Linked DNA regions of Homo sapiens: region 1 is linked to region 2. Evidence: chromatin contacts called from ENCODE Hi-C or POLR2A ChIA-PET data. All regions are on one chromosome and are shown on one strand. The core of a region is the stretch at or near the end of the contact, and the rest is flanking DNA. Distances in the headings are between cores, read along the strand shown. Region 1 overlaps PREX1 (phosphatidylinositol-3,4,5-trisphosphate dependent Rac exchange factor 1). Region 2 holds the start of SLC12A5-AS1 (SLC12A5 and MMP9 antisense RNA 1).

The links. A loop is a pair of places that touch in the nucleus more often than their neighbours do. ChIA-PET counts read pairs that join two places held with the same protein, here RNA polymerase II (POLR2A).
Region 1: a map of breast epithelium shows a loop between it and region 2 (31-fold over the local background). The contact joins the enhancer-like site here to the promoter of SLC12A5-AS1 in region 2. A Hi-C loop is called at or near these places in 1 of 168 maps with a recorded cell type or tissue (breast epithelium). POLR2A ChIA-PET finds 5 or more read pairs at or near these places in 1 of 52 experiments (GM12878).

The regions. Positions count from the first base shown.
Region 1 is chr20:48,722,227-48,724,930 of GRCh38, forward strand. All of the region lies in intron 5 of PREX1 (phosphatidylinositol-3,4,5-trisphosphate dependent Rac exchange factor 1), which reads right to left. Among named protein-coding and RNA genes, the nearest start is that of PREX1, 100 kb to the right of the region's middle. RefSeq lists enhancers at 207-256, 347-416, 439-1,339, 457-536, 1,219-1,389 and a cis regulatory region at 1,304. Within about 2 kb of position 1,282, at least 26 of the 41 ENCODE cell types and tissues checked have a DNase peak (open chromatin) inside an H3K27ac peak, as active enhancers do; they include GM12878 and breast epithelium, where a contact is called at or near this core.
Region 2 is chr20:46,020,732-46,023,445 of GRCh38, forward strand. SLC12A5-AS1 (SLC12A5 and MMP9 antisense RNA 1) reads right to left here and starts at 1,342. Exons shown (of 3, transcript NR_147699.1): 1 at 793-1,342. It also overlaps a transcript of SLC12A5 not described here. RefSeq lists silencers at 853-1,012, 1,033-1,392.

The sequences.
Region 1 (2,704 bases), core at 32-2,531, 2.7 Mb after region 2:
GTGCATAAACACAACGTGGTCCAGCCACACAACGGAAGATGATTCAGCCACAAAAAGGAAGGAGGCACCGACACGCTCCAATGTGGCTGAACCTTGAGGACATGAGCCTAAGTGAAGCCAGCCAGGCACGAAAGACCAGCACTGTGTGATTCCACTTGGAGGAAATATCCAGAATAGGTGAACTGACAGAGGCAGAAAGTAGACAAGTGGTCGGCAGGGGCTGGAGGAGGGGAGGATGGACAGTAAGTGTTTATAGGTCTGGGGTTTCTTTTGGGGGTGACAGAAATGTTCTAAAATTATTGTGGTAATGGTTGCACAACCCTTGAGTATGCTTTTTTAAAAAAGGCCACAGAGTAGATAAGGCCACCACAGGAGCAAGTCTAGATGGGTAAACAAACGGCCAGAGGACTAAGCCCAGGGCCCATCTCTCCTCAGAGGCCCCGGAGATGAGGAAGCAGCAAAGGAGACCAAGATCAAGCGGCCAGAGAGCTGGGGGCAAAGGTGGCAACTGCCCCCTGAGACAGGGTATGTCCCCTGCAGTCAGCCCCAGGATGTCCCCTGCCACACACTCCAAGCTCCTGCAGGGCCCAGCCCAAGTCTGGAAGCTCCAAGGGGCAGGGCCCGGGTCTGTCTTGTTCTCAGCTGTGGACAGTGAGCAGCGACACAGATGTGTGCATCACCAGGAAATAACTAAGAAGATCAGTGACAGTCAGGCCCCCCACCGGCACCAGCCAGCTGTGCACCAGGGGCATTACCCCAAACCTGAATCATTCCCCTGGCAACGTGAATGGAAAAGTCAACAAAGCCTGAAATGCCAACTGCCTATCCTGGGCCTCGGCTGAGGAGTCGAGATAGAATGTTCCAGCTATTCTTAGGCAACGTTCAAGTTCAGCTTTTGGGGGCTGTTCCCAAAAAGGCTTTCATTCTCGCCTCTTCCCTCTTCCTACCCAGGCTCCTCAACATTGTGTGCCCACCCCAAGTGGGAGTTCAGCTCAAACAAGAGGGCTCAGAGGGCCACGGGGACCCCTGCAAGGGCATCTGAATCTGGAGAAGCCAGAGGGGGTGGGCTGGGGGGTTGAGCTCAGCTGCTTCAAGTTCATGGGATCATCTTTGAAAATCCACTGGAAAATGTGACAGAAAGAAGGAACTCCGGAGGTGGGGGGGACAGAATTCCCCTGAGCCCCGGGTGTTTGCTGATGCAAATGTTCCCGCTCTGGGGCCAAAGGCCGGACACACTGAGGAGTTCTGTCAGGCGGGGAGCAAGGCATGGCCCCAACGGGAGTCTAAGGCCCTGCTTGTTCTCTCCCAAACAGCACCCCCCACCCCACAATCTCCTACTTGATAAACACAGCTAGAGACCAAGGAAACAAGGCGTGCCCCGACGGAGCGCAAGTGGGCAGAGTAAACAGCCGTCTGGCCAGGAGAGCAAACCGCAGCCACCCCATCGCTTTTCCTGCGGGCCATTTCCTCCACGGGTCGCCGGGCGGTTCTGCCCCTGCTCTCTCTGTTCTCCTGGGAATCCAGAGCCCAGGAATCCCACCAGACCAAACTCTGGCCCCTGGGGAGATGGGAACAGGCCTCAGAAATGCCTGGGCCTCACATCGAGCCTAGAGTCCACCGTACACACAGGTCCAGCGACACCATGTGTTAAAATATGTCACGGAAGCTGCAGCTCCAAGTGCCTGCTGGAACCCAGACTTTCGCAAGATCCAGAAACCAAACCTCAGTTCAGCTCTGGGCCATGGCTGCTGGTTCTTCTTATGGGTCAGATGTTCAAGGTTTTGAAACGCAGAGAAGAAGGACACTGGCCTCAAAACACAGAGCCACCGACCTTAGACGCCATTTAGGGAACTGAGAAGGGCAGCATCGCTGACACTCCAGCACTTTGGCAGTTTAACTCCCCAAAATCCTTCTCAGCAGGCAGTAGAGCCATATGGTTAGGGGTGGTCCTCTGGAATCAGAATGCCCGGGTTCTAATCATGATTCTACTGCTTATCTACTACGTGGCCTTGGAAAGGCCACTTCCTTTCTCTGTGCCTCAGCTGCCCCATCTCCAAGAGGGGGCTAATCACAGTGCCTACCTTGCTGAGTTGCCGTTAGAACTAAGTCCATGCTTACTTGTCATAACAACCCCGTAAGTACCATTAACATGAACCCTATGTTTCAATGAGAAACTGAGGCACAGGGACGGATAGTGACTTGCCCAAGGTTACACACTCGTAAATGACAGAGAAATTCAAATCCAGACTGCTTATGGCTGCAACGGCTGACTCTCATCCAGGGGTCAGCACATTTTTGCTGTAAAGGGCCAGATGGTAAATATTTTAGGCTCTGCTGGCTACATCCACTCTCTGCTACATATTCTTCTGGGGTTTTGCTTGTTCGTTTAACAAAGCTTTTAAAAAAAAGAGTAAACATCATTCTTAGCTCATAGGCTGTATAAAAACAGGCCATGGGCTATATTTGGCCCAGAGGCCACAGTTTTGCCCACCCTGTCTCTAACCACTACAGTACACTGTCTCTTAATGCTGGTAGCTAATCCAAGTTCGAAAGACACATCACACAGATCACACAAAGCACATCTGCAGGCCCGATTTGGTCCACAGGCTACCAGTTTATAAGTTTCACCTGAAGCTTCTTCCACAACCAGGTGAAGACCTGAGCTACAGCATTTCTAAGACCTATCTAGGGATCGAAGCCATGG
Region 2 (2,714 bases), core at 92-2,591:
GTGGGTCCTGATGGTTTCACTTTCAAAACCTAACTGGAATCAGACAACTGCCACCACTCTAGTCTGGCTGTCATCACCCCCCAGCTTGGGGTCTGCAGGAGCCTCCTAATTAGATTTCCAGCTTCTACTCTTGCCATTCTTTAGTTGAACCTTCGCCCAGCAGCCAGAATGATCCTGTTAAATTATAAATTGGATCACATCATTCCCCTGCTCAAAAAATCCAGGATCCTCCCCAAAGCCTTCAGAAGACCACATGATCTGCCCTTCTCTCCTCCCTCATCTCCAGTCACTCTCTTCTCCACTCACTCTCTTCCAGACACAATGGCCTTGCTGTTTCTTGGACAGTCGGGACTCCTTCTCACTCCAAGGCTCTGCATTTGCTGTTTCTTCTTCTAGAGAACTCTTCCCCCTAGATCTTTGCATAGCTGGCCCTTCTCATCAGTGAGGTCTCAGCTCAAATACCACATCTTCTAGGAGGCCTTCTCAGGCCACCCCTAAAGTAGTCCTCCCTCTTACCCATTATCCCATGGCCCTAGTTTTAAACATACATCCAATCTCAAATGATCTCATCTATGCATTTGCTCACTTATAATCTTTTTCTCCTTATTAGAATTTAAGCCACTTGAGGGCAAGAAGCCAGTGGATCTCATCCACCGACGTATCCCTCGCACCATTGACCGAAACACAGGAGCGCTATCGACATGTGCCGAATGAATGAATGAATGAATGAATGAGCCCCAGGTGTTTAGGAGACCCTAACAGAGGTGCCCCCGTTGTAGGGACGACTCTCACCTGCAGATGGCCTCCTCAGGCCCTTCGGGTGGCACTGGGGAGCCCAGGGCCTCCCAGCGAAGTGGCCAGATTCAGGAACCCTTCGCACAGCGGGCACTAGGACCCTGCGCGGCGCCGCGTCTCGCGGGGGGCGGGCGGGCGGAGGGGGTTGGGGGATCCGCTCTTTCTCCCTCCTAGAGCCTGGTTGCAGCCACTTGTGCGATCCCGGACCTTGCCGCGGCCGCCTGGCTCCTTTCCGCGCCATGAGCCGCAGGTTCACGGTCACCTCGCTGCCCCCCGCAGGGCCCGCCAGAAGCCCTGACCCAGAGTCCCGCCGGCATTCGGTCGCAGACCCCCGCCACCTCCCGGGGGAAGACGTCAAAGGTAGAGGCCGCAGGGGGCGGGGCCTGCCAGGGCCGGGCGGGACGAGGGGGAGGGGCCGGGGCGGACCGTCTGTTGAAGGGGGCAGGGCCAAGACCGGGGGCGGGGAGGGGTCCCAGCCCTAGGCCTGAGAGGGGAATGGAGCCAGGACTAGGAAACCAAGGGGCCGGGGCCGCGGAACGCAAAGTGTGGAGGGGGAGGGGCCAAACGCGAGGTGGGCGTGGCCACGAGGGAAAGGGGTGGGGCCAGGGAAGGGGTTTGGACGGAGGCGAAGGGGGCGGGTCTGGTGATGGAAAGGCCGGGGTCAAGGTGGAGAGTAGGCCGTAGGGCACTAAAGGGGCGGGGACATCTCGAGTAGGGAGCGGGACCAGAGTGAGGAGGTGGAACTAGGGAAAAAGGGGGCTGTGTGTTGAAGGGGGATGGTCAGGAGCCCCTAAAGGGGAGGCGGCGGGACTAGGTTGGTTTGGGGTCAGGAAAGGGCGGGACTAGTAGGGAATGAGTTGGGCCAGGAGGATGGGAGTGGGGCCTGGGAGGGGGGTGGGGTCGAGGGCGGGAGGAAAACTGAGTCAGGGTTGCCGAGGCAGGTGCCAGGTCAGCGGGTCCTCGGTGCCTGGCGGATCCTCCAATCCTCTAGCTCCCTGGAGGCTTAGCGGACAGCGACTGGGGATCCCGGGAAGGAGACGGGAGGCAGGGAAGTTAGTATGGATCCTGGGCAGCGAGATTCAGGGAGGATGCCGTAGGGTCGCTGATCCCGACTCTTGGGGACCCACTTAGCTCCTTGTCTGCTCGAGCTCCGTAAGGGTTGGGAGGAGCCAGCTCAGGCGGGGTTGGGGGCGTCTTCCTCGCGGGCCCTGTGCAGGGTCTTGTAATGGAAGTTACACGCAGGGCACAGAGTATAGGGGAGGGGAAAGATCCTTCTGGCCTTCGGTGGAGAAGTAGCATCCTGGGCGCGTGCACAGTCTCCCCTCAGGGGGCACTCATCAGGGGTCCTCTCCCTGGCTCTGAGGCCCTCGGGTCTGGAAGGAACAAGGCGAATCGGCTTGTAGTGGCCCCAGCGAGGGGAGGAGGAGGAGGAGGAGGAGGAGGAGGAGGAAGAGGAGGAGGAGGAAGAGGAGGAGGAAGAGGAGGAGGAGGAGAAGGAGGAGGAGAAGCCTCCCCAGACCGCCAGGGGTCGCTGCCGAGCCGCAGGTGAGCTCGCCCCGAAGCAAACCCAAGCGCCGAAACCCCTAGAGTAACCCTTAGGGGGTTATCTGGCGGACCTCCTCATTGTACAGATGACCAAATTGAGGCCTGGAATTCCGAATGGCCCCAGTCCCGGGAACCGAACGCCTCCTGGTTGTGGCCACTTGGATTTCTTGGGCTCCTTCCACTCTTCATCTTTCTCATAATCTCTTTTCTCATTTTCATGAATGACCTTACCAGCCTCCCAGATTTGAAAGTAAGAAATTCTGGAGCCATTCTCAACCCTTCCTTTTTTCTTTCCAGCAAATCCAACTGATCCCCACGTCTTGGCCATTCACCTCTGAAACTTATCCTGAATCTGGCAGCATCGGTCCCCCCTC